2 separate regions of the Homo sapiens genome follow, and region 1 is linked to region 2. The links are chromatin loops, found by intact Hi-C in ENCODE. Cell type or tissue: mammary epithelial cell. All regions are shown on one strand. Each heading gives the region's core, and the rest is flanking DNA. Links, peaks and the distances in the headings are about the cores only. Region 1 holds the start of LINC02832 (long intergenic non-protein coding RNA 2832). Region 2 overlaps LOC105373893 (a long non-coding RNA gene).

What was found. Hi-C counts contacts between places; a loop is a spot of excess contacts. Peaks named below come from ENCODE experiments on the same cell type or tissue, not always from the same donor. Only the 100,000 strongest peaks of a DNase experiment are listed, where the experiment ranks them.
Region 1: a loop joins it to region 2, with 10 times the contacts of the local background. A loop is called at or near these places in 3 of 110 quality-filtered maps.

Annotation. Positions count from the first base shown.
Region 1 is chr2:219,728,968-219,734,352 of GRCh38, forward strand. It overlaps LINC02832 (long intergenic non-protein coding RNA 2832), which reads left to right and starts at 1,026. Exons shown (of 2, transcript NR_185880.1): 1 at 1,026-1,214. In mammary epithelial cell, for the core only: no CTCF peak of the experiment used is centred there; DNase peaks (open chromatin) are centred at 2,314 and 4,334; H3K27ac peaks cover 265 bases.
Region 2 is chr2:220,223,159-220,228,543 of GRCh38, forward strand. The region is part of intron 2 of LOC105373893 (a long non-coding RNA gene); the gene reads left to right. Among named protein-coding and RNA genes, the nearest start is that of MIR4268, 320 kb to the left of the region's middle. In mammary epithelial cell, for the core only: a CTCF peak has its summit at 2,549; DNase peaks (open chromatin) are centred at 1,933 and 2,243; H3K27ac peaks cover 3,088 bases.

The DNA of each region.
Region 1 (5,385 bases), core at 90-5,089, 490 kb before region 2:
TTTCCCTCCCTCACCAAGACAAAGCTGTGATTTCAAGCATTTTATGATCTTGGAATAAAGGAACACTGCCATGATTAATGGGAAGTTCCTGCCTTCTTATCCCATTTTGTGTTCTTATCTCCATCTGCCAAGAAGACACCCAAAGCTCTAACTATCGTTCGGTTGTAAGGAATGTTTAGAATTGAAGAGCTGCTTTGACACAATTAAAAGCTTCCAGAAGGCTGTTACGGCACCAATTATTTACTTAGCGATAGCGAGCTATTTAAATTTCATTATGGAGTAGAAAATAGGGAGATAAGAACAAAATATGGTCAGGCTGACTGTGACCTCAAAACCTCTGCTCCTTTTGCTCATAAAAGATAGCAGAAGCAGAACATTCTGATTCAAGGATCATTTTGCGAAACTGCATTCTCTTAAACAGAATTGTTTCTTAATCTCTTCGTGGGCTGCTAATGGGCCGTTTATCAGGGTGTTCCAAGGCAAAGTGAATCCGGAAGAAATAGGGCTACTGACTTTGGGACGAGTCTCCCTGTGTTGCAGGTGGTTGGACAATGACTCAGTGACTTCCACTTTAAGCTAAATAAGATTCACTATTGTAAAGTCATAGACATGCATCCCAAAGCAAACGGAGGAATGAACATGCTCTCCATTTTCCTGACTGTTTTCTAGACATCATTTTAATTGTTGAAACTCTCCTTTTTCTCCTCTGGTTCCCATTCCAGGTTGTTTTCTGTAGTTATGTTAACCATAACATTTCCAATGACACAACTTCTCATTTTGTTCTTTGCATAGGGAGCAGGGAGGGGCACTAGGGTATGGCAGGGTGGAGGATGTGGTTTGGGGCATTGTCAAAAGGAGCACTTACCTGATGTGTGTATATATTATCTATTTAAGTGAGGTATAATTTACATACAGTAAAACCCACTCTTCTTAGAGTATACTTTTATGAGTTTTGACATGTAAATTCAGCTGTATGACTACCACCGAAATCAAGGTATAGAACAGGTCCGTCACTCTAAAGTGTTCTCTTCTGCTTCTTTGTTGTCAATTCCTCTCTTCTACCTCCAACCCCTGGCAACCTAGTGGCTCAGTTTCTTGTCTCCATGGTTCTGCCTTTTCCAGGAAGTCATATACAAGGAATCACACAATGTGTAGTCTTTTGAGTCTGGATTTACTCACTCAGCATAACGCATTTGAGGTTCATCCATGTGGTGGTATGTTTGTTGCTTTGTTGTTGTTGTATGTTTGTTGTCATTTGTTGTTTTGTGTTGCCGAGCAGGGTTCTGTTGTATACTGCAGTATGTTTTGCTCTTCACCAGTTAAAGGACATGGGGATTTTTTCCAGTTCTTGGCAATTATAAATAAAGCTGCTTTAAACATTCATATACAGGTTTTTGTGTGGCTCTATGCTTTCATTTCTTTCTTTTTTTTTTTTTTTGAGACAGAATCTTGCTCTGTCACCCAGGCTGGAGTGCAGTGGTGTGATGTCAGCTCACTGCAAGCTCTGCCTCCCAGGTTCACACCATTCTCCTGCCTCAGCCTCCCGAGTAGCTGGGACTACAGGTGCCCACTGCCATGCCTGGCTAATTTTTTGTATTTTTTAGTAGAGACGGGGTTTCACCGTGTTAGCCAGGATGGTCTTGATCTCCTGACCTCGTGATCTGCCCGCCTTGGCCTCCCAAAGTGCTGAGATTACAGGCATGAGCCACCGCGCCCGGCCATGTTTTCATTTCTTTTGAGTAAATATCTAGGAGTGGTATTGTTTGGTCATGTGGTAAGTTTATGTATAACTTTATAAGAACGTCATGTTTAATTTCACAAGAAATTTATTTATGTTTGTCTTTCTAAATAATATATGAATTTGATTTTGTTTTTAGTTTTTTACAAGGGTATCATGCTGAGGTAATCTTTTAGTAATTAACATTTTTTTCACTTAGAATCATGATGTTAAGATTTATCCATATTGTGACATAGTTTATTCATTCCTCTCTCTTCTTGATGGGCATTTGGTTGTTTCCAGGATTTTGTTATTGTTTTGTTTTACTACTGACAGTCTTATATATGTCTCTTGTATTAGTTATCTATGTCTGCATAAGAATATAACCCTTTTTTTTTTTTAAGTAGAGACAGGATTTCACCATGTTGGCCAGGCTGGTCTTGAACTCCTGACCTCAAGTGATCCACCCACTTCGGCCTCCCAAAGTGTTGGAATTACAGGTGTGAGCCACTGCACTTGGCCAATATAACCCAACACTTAGTTACTTAGATAACATACATTTGTTACCTCACAGTTTCTGTGAGTCAGGAGTCTGGGCAGGGCTTAGCTTGGTCCTCTGCTTCAAGTCCTCACAAGTCTGCAGTCAAAGTGTTGGCCAGGGCTGTGCTCTAATCTCAAGGCTTGACTGGGGAAGATTCACTTTCAAGTGCATGTGGTTGTTGGCAGGATTCGGGTTCTTGCAGTTTGCCAGGCCAGGGCTTCATTTTCTTGCTGGCTGTCGGCAGAGGGCACCCTCAGTTTCTTGTCATGTGGGCCTCCCCAGAGTGATCACCTGCTTCATTAAAACCGGCAAGGGAGAGGGTCTGCAGGCATGACAAACATTATATTCTTAGGTAAAATAATCACAAGACATATCATCCATCAACATGACCATATTCTCTTGGTTAGAAGCAATTCACCAGTCTTGCCCACAGTCAAAGGAAGGAGATTGCACGTATAAATACCAGAAGGAAGGGATAGTTGGTGATCATTTTAGATTCTATCTGCCTCAATTGCTACACATGTGTATGATTTTCTCTGTGCTTATACCTGGGAGCAAATTGCTGTGTCCAAGGGCATTCTTTTCTTAATAATGCTCTTTACTTAAAGGCTATGTTTTGTGGAATGAATATAGCTAGGTCAGCTTTCTTCTGATTAATATTTATGTACTATGTCTTTTTCCATTCTTTTGCTTTCAGTCTTTGCATATCTGTATGTTTGAGGTACGTTTTTTTGTAAATAGCATGTGTCAAAATTTTACAAATGAATCTAATCTGTCACACCTTATGTTTTAAGTGGTGAGCTCAATCCATCTACCTTTATTATAATAAATTACATACATGGACCAATTTTTATCATTCTGACTTGTTATTTCAGCTGTGCTACTTTTTCAATGCTTTCTTCTATTTTTCTTACTTTTATTTTTAATAATATATTTTTATCTCCCTAATTCTTCTTAATGAAGTAAAAATCTAAGATTCCTGGCTCCCTCCCCTGCCCTGTTATGTTGATATAACCTAGGCTTCTAATTCTGCGTTGTTACAGATATATTTTCTCCTTTTCATTGGTCTTAGCTTGCTTTTTGCTTTTTAAGCAATAAGAGTTTATCAAGGTGTTTGATCACCGTTGTTCCACAAATCTCTTGCAGTCTCCTGGATTTTTCTCTCTCATACATAGTACTTTAGCCAAAACAGTTTACAATGCACATCTTTCTGCAGCAAATCTTCTATGCCTGAGAATATTTTTATTTGACCTTAATATTTGAATGACAGTTTGGTTGACTATAAAATAATAGGTTCTAAATTCTATTTCCTTCAATTCTGTCAAAACGTTACTCCATTTTTTTTTTGCATCCAATATCGTTGATGCCAATCTGATTCTCGTTCTTTTGTATGTGGTCTCCTCTTTTTATGACAGCTTTTAGAACTTTTTTTTGTTTTATAAAAATCTTAAGTTTTATTATAGTATACCTAGGTATGAGTTTTTCCTTTATTTCTCTCTCATGTGTGTGTGTGTTTGTGTGTATTCTGCTCTCACTTTCTCTCTCTATAGATGTGGCAGAATAATTGATCTTTGTTATGTCCTCAAATCTTCTTCCCCTCTATTTTTTTTCTTTTTTAAATAGAACTCCTACTGTCTGGATGTTAGTACCTCTGCATCTGTTCTCCTTATCTCTTAGCTTTTCTTTTTATTAGTATATTGTCTATTTCCTTGTCCTTTTCATCTACCTTCTGATATATGTTTTTTCAATCTGATATACCAAATCACTAATTTGTTCTTCAGTAGCATCAATTCTGCTCTTTATTTGTATTTTTATATTTTTATTACTAGTATTTCTGCTTGATTCTCTTTATATATTTTTTTGCTTCTTATTAATTTTCCTTCTATCTTTTAATATATTTACCAGGATGATTAAAAATACTTGATCCATCTGTCCTAATATTTCTGCTTCTGTTGGAATTTGTCATCCAGGAGGCCCTCTTCCTTTAGAGATGTCTGTGCTCCTCAAATGTCCTGTTATTTTGTTTTGTGTGCTCATTTTTTCCCTAGGGCACTGACTCCACAGGCAGTACAAGTTGAGAAAGGCAGGTCCAGGCGTGTTAGCTCCAGTGAACTCAGGGGATGGGGCTAGATGAGCCCCAGGGTGGAGAGCTCTGAAAATTATATTCCGTTGCTCCTTATCTCACAAAATAAGCTTTTAGCTCAGGCCTTCATCTTTTGTCCCTCAGAGAGAAGCAGATTTGCAGGAGACAGTCAGAATTCAGTGGTTTTAAATCTTGGCTGCACATTCAAATGACCTGGGAAGCCTCTACAAATCTGGATGCCTGGGTCATGCTCCAGAGCAATTTCAATGGAATCTCTAGAGGTGGAATCCAAGTACTTTCAAGCTCCCCACATGATTTGTATCTTCAGCCAAGTTTGAGGCCCACCATCAAGACCAGATTGTCACTTTCCAGCCCTGGGAGTTTGAAGGGGAAGAGACATAGAAATAACTTCCAGATTATTTCTTCTGAGGATCCTCAGTTTCTTCTGAGGATATCTGAGCTTGGCAGGTGAGGTGCAGGCACTGTTTGCCCCAAGGAGATATGGGGTTGGTGAGAGCAGAATTCCACCAGTTTTTCTATTTTCTCTTCCCACAACCCTGCTGGGCTGCTTCCTGCCTTGGGACAAAGCCACCACTTCACAACCTCATTTGAAATAACATCCCCAGTCAACTCAAGAGCTTCTCACAGTGTTCTCTTCTTTACTTTTCTGGCTCCTGTGGGGTTAATAGGGGTGAGAGGTGGGATGGACATCCAGCAGCCTCGCTAGTTCAGCATCTTGGCCTGAACTGGAGCTACTTAGGGTATGATGAAGGGACCGGAAGCATCAGCATCTCTTAACAGCTTGCTAGAGATGCAGAATCCCAGGCCCCACCCTGAGCCTACAGAGGCAAAATCTGCATTGAATAAGATTGCCAAGAGATTCCCGAGCACATGAAAGTTTGATAAGCACTTCTTTACATAGCATAGATGCTGAACAAATATATTTAAATTGAATCAAGCACCTTTTTGACCACTACCTCAGAGTTTGCTCGGTCATGTTGTTCCTATAAAATGTTGATTTTAGTTCTTTGATTTGAGCTATTT
Region 2 (5,385 bases), core at 169-5,168:
GTGTGGGGTAGGGCCAGACTTTCTCATTCCTAAGAAGCTGCTTACTACTTTGAGTAGCAAAATATTGGGTATGTGTCACCAGTCCTCTTCAGGAAGATGTCAGGTCAGAACATATAAGAACATTCTCATAAATCTTTGACTTGTTAGGTGGTGAAGATGTATTTTTAAGGGCTGATCTCGATTAGATTAACTTAATATAACTTGAGGTGCACAGAGCTGTTATTTTCTTAATCAATTAATGAGCGTTGAACCAATGAATGTTGACACACTTCCCAAGTGATCAATGCATGATGTTACAAAGTCATGCATAAGTGAAAGATCCAAATGTAAATTTATTGGTATAGTTTTGGATTATTCATTGTAACTAGATATTAAGAAACCACCACTTGCAGAGTTTTGATGTTGCATCACAGACTGTGCATGCAGTCTGCAGTGTTGCATCCACAATTAATTGAAAAGGCTAGTAAAGTACTTTTCCCTTTTCACACAAAACATCTGGATGAGGCTGGATTTTCTTCATATATGTTAATGAAATTGATACATCACAACTGATCGCATGCAGAAGCAGATATAAGAATCCAGCAGATACTATTAAGGTAGACAATAAAGAGGTTTGAAAAAAATGTACAACAATGCCACTCTTCTTAATAAATGATTTATTTATTTTTGGAATTTTTGGAAATTTTACACTCTCACTGCCCACAGTATTCTTTTTGTACAGTATGTGTAAAAATCTAGTGTAAAATTATTTTTGGAATTATTTATTTAGTTTTGGAAAGTATAGTTATTTTTCATAAAAAGATGTCCTATAAACATAATGGACTTATCTTTCTTTAAATGAGCTTGTTTATATTTATACATAAAAGTTTTTACAGTTTTAAATTCAAATATGGTAAATATTGACATATATAATCTACATAAACAAATACTCTATGGGATCCTCAATAATTTTAAGAGTATAAATTGATCCTGAGACTAAAACTTTTGAGAGCTACTACTTAAGAGCAATTCATGTCTTCAGTTTCTATCCCAATTCTGCCATACAAATATCTGAAGTTGCTTGAGCATTAACTAAATTCCAGGTGCTTAATTGTTGCTAACCCTGGGAGGGAGGTATAATTATTACTCTCATTTACAGTCAAGGAAATTGAGGTTTACGGAGGTTTAAAAACTTGCCCAACATCTCATAGCTAGGAAGTAGTAACGATTTGAACTTAGGTGCCTGACTCCAGAAGTCCCACTCTTAACAACCTTACAACCCAGCTCAGCTGAAAAGAAAGATTTAAAAAGGAAAAGAATAGAAGGTTTTTTTTTTTAAACTATACTACACTCTTCTTAGATAGCAGTGATGTCATAGGTTTATTAAAAAAAATACTTTTGTTGTTGTTTTGGTTATACTCCTATAACTGCTCCTGTAAGGAGGACCACTTTAGTTCATCTCTGTGAGCTGAATGACTTCTCCACTCCTGGCTGCAGCCTGGGAGACAAAGTCCCAGACGTGCCTTTGTCCTTAGACCACAGGGACAGATTGGCTTTTTTCCCTGATTGCCCAGCAGCTTTTCTCTCTGGCCCTTTTTTTCAGCACAGTTTCTGTGTCTCTTCCAAATGTGTATTTCCCACTTCTCCAGTGGATGCTTGGCTCTCAGCCCGCAGCTGAGCCTGAATAAGCACGTGGGGCACAGGGACCCCATCAAGTACACACGTGGCAACAAAGCCACCCACTGGGCTCCTGATAGGGTGAATCGCACAGCTCAGGGACTTTCTCAGGAGATGTTCTCTTCTGGTCCTTCCAGAGCCATAGTCATGCCCATGTGGGCTCAGGAAACAGGAGCCCTCTGGGTCATGTGATAATTGGTGATCACCTTGTCATCACTAGCTCATGATGTAAAGATGAAGTCTAGAGATGCCTTGACTGGAGGGTTTCAGTTTGTGTAATAGCAAGTGGCATTTCAAGGCACACCATTTGGAAAATTCTCCCATGATATAAACACTGTAAATATTTATTTAAGCTCCCCCAACCTCCCACTGCCATTTCAGAAGCAAATTATTCAAGAGGCTAGATTTTTACACATAGTGTACATAAAGAATACTGTGGGCAGTGAGAGTGTAAACATCCCAGCCATGCAATCTAACTCTTAGTAGAAATTACTTTCCTTGGGACCTAGATGGCATTTCAGATTAGAAATGGTGATTTATGGTGCTTAACCAATTTGCCCAAAGGCATACAGTTAGTAAATGACTTTGGAATCAGATAGAACTTGGATTAAATTCCATTCTTGTTAGTTATCTGTGCAGTTTCTGCATGTTGCTTAATGTTGCTGAGTCTTGATTTCTTTCTTTCTTTTTGTTTCTGAGACAGAGTCTCACTGTGTTGCCAGGCTGGAGTGCAGTGGAATGATCTCGGCTCACTGCAACCTCCACCTCCTGGTTCAAGCAATTCTTCCACCTCAGCCTCCCGAGTAGCTGGGACTACAGGCATATGCCACCATGCCCAGCTAATTTTTGTATTTTTAGTAGAGATGGGGTTTCACCACGTTGGCCAGGATGGTCTCGATCTCTTGACCTCGTGATCCACCAGCCTCGGCCCCCTAAAGGGCTAGGATTACAGGCATGAGCCACCACGCCAAGCGTTGATTTCTTTATCTATAAAATAGAGATCGAAATGCTGTGATGATTAAATAAAATAAGGAATATCAAGTTCTGAGCACAGTCTGGTGCATAACATGTGCTCGATAAATTTTCCATGATGATCATTGTCCTGTTATCTATTTTATTATTTTACAACTCTTATCTGTTCTCATGATGATTCCTCCACCTACTGGGACCATGAACAGTAAGCTGTCTGTGTTCAGTCAATACCTAGCTCAATGCTTAGTATTTGGGGTCCTTAATAACTATTTGAATGAATGAACAAAAGAATGAACAAATGATAAGATTATGACAAGAGATTTTTATTGATAAGTGAATTTCTAAATGGAAATGCTGGGAAATCTTGTTGAAATTATCTGAGGCTCAGAAATGACTGGTAGTGTGAACAGCGAGGAACTAGGTGAAAGAATGTCTTTGGGTGGGAAGAAATCCAGAACGCAGAGCCTCTGGCTCACTCATGTGGGCATCCATGTACAAGTGTTTCTGTCTCTGACTGATGACAAACCTTTCCTGGAGGGCTATTAAAATGCTTCTATTCTTAGGTAACTTTTGAACTAGGTATTTTGCAGGGAAATGGGAAGTTTCTTTGACCTTTGAAAATCTGCCCCTAATTCAGTTTCTCTGGTTAGGAAATGATTCCTCTGGATTAACTAGTATTTAGGGTAGTATAACTACAGTTAAAAAACAAAGACCCAAATGTGCATTTCTTGCTCTTTAACCACATTGGGAGGGAAAATATGTATTAATACATGGGATGGCTATCTTCCATTAAATAATTCAGGGAATTCAGGTTAAGAGAGGTTTGCCAGATCACCTGGGGATTATCTCCCAGTCAGCTGAATGGGGAAAGGAACATGAGCTGCATGGAAGGTTTCTTAACAGCAGCACTTATCACTCTTGTCTATATTTTATTGGCCAGAACTCAGTCACATGACCACACCAGACTGCAAGGGGATCTGGGAAATGTCATGTCCGGTTGGCACTTTCTAGTAACAATGTGCAATATATGAAGAGGAACATAAATATTTTGTGAACCATGAACTGTCTTTGCCATACTTTCAAGGAGACCTCTGGGAAGGATGATTTACTGTAAATTAGTTTGTCCCTGCCAGAGAAAGGAGATCTTTAACAGGAAGGTTTTATCCTAGAAAAGGTTGGGGTAAAAGGTTCAGGGACATCAAAGCTGAGCAGTGCAGTCCAGCTGCGGGAAAGAGAGCTGGGACAAGCCTATGTCCTACGGTCCTGGACTCCTCAATGTGAGAAGTAGTGCTTCAGGACAGGACAGGAGAAATACAAGATAGAGACATAAAGTCATCTAATTCACACTTTGCCAAGGATAAGAAATGGCTGCCCTCCAAGGAGCAAAATGGTGCTTGTGGGCGGCCTTTGCAATAAAGTACTTACAAGCCATTTGGGGGCTCTGCTCAGGTGTCTCAAGCTGTGGGGAAAGAATAAGGACATGTTTCCCCCATACTACTTTTACCCCTTCAAGAAGAAGAGGCAGGCTCATTATGTCTCTAGGTGGATTTTATAGTTCTGGATTTGAGCCTAAAAGTTGCATGTGGTTTTCAAATACTTATTTTATCACACTCCATGATTACCTCCATTATGTGTGGCTAACATTGAGTCTTTTCAGATTTAGTAGGGATATAAAAGGTTTAAATAAGACCAATATCAGATGTGTCTGGGATTCCATTTCTTGCATGCGCACTGTAAATAAACGCTAATGAAAAATATTTGAGTTCCAAATTCTGCCACCCCAAATCCTACAAATATGCACATTAAAGCCCCATAATCCCATAAAAGCCTTTTTACTTGTAAATAACACTATCTTGTTTTCCATCTCAAATTTCTTCTCCTGTAATTACACAATATTTGGTTTCCCCTTTTTAGGCAATTCAAATTAAAACTTATTTCATTTCATAATTACAAACATTCATTTTGAGTAAAGACTAATCTGACGGGAATTTGGTTCCAGTGATATTGTAACCCAGACTTATAATAGCAAAGCAATCCATCTCCTGACTAATGTCTTGGAATCTTTTACAACTCTACCCCGGCTAAACATTTGCCTTTGGAAAGTTTTATCCTTTTCCTTGAAATAATAATGCTTTATTAAGAGCACAGTGTGATTTGAGTTTTTTAAAAATAATGATTTAAATCAAAGACTTCAAGATATAAAGAATTTAAAGGGTGAGCCATTCTACCCTCTTAGTTTTGGGTTATTTTATAACTCCCATGAGCTTTAGAGTGGAACGTTGCTTAGAAAAATGTTCATTATTAAGTTAGGTTTCAACTGTTTCCTGAAAAAAGGAGAAAGAAAATATTCTTTGTCTGGGTATCATAATAGGTGATAATTTTGAAATACTAGATAAAGTATATGTTATTGCTATTCCGAGTATAGATAGAGTAGAATAAGATCATGGCTGACTGATCATTTAGGCATAGAGAGTTAATATCTAGGAAAACACAGTGTTCATTAAAATGAGAGAAAAACATCACATGGAGTGTTTGCAGAGTGATCATTGCTTATCTATTAATGTATAAAAACCACTCCAAAACATGGTGGTTTAAAACGATGCATTACGTTGATTACAATGATTCATTCCTCTCCTGTGTCCTGGGGGTTGATGAACTCAGCTGGGTGGTTCTTGCTTATTGGGGTACCTCATGTGGTTGCAGTCAGATAGTTGCTGATGCGGAGACATCTGAAGCTTCTATTCCTTGTATGTCCAG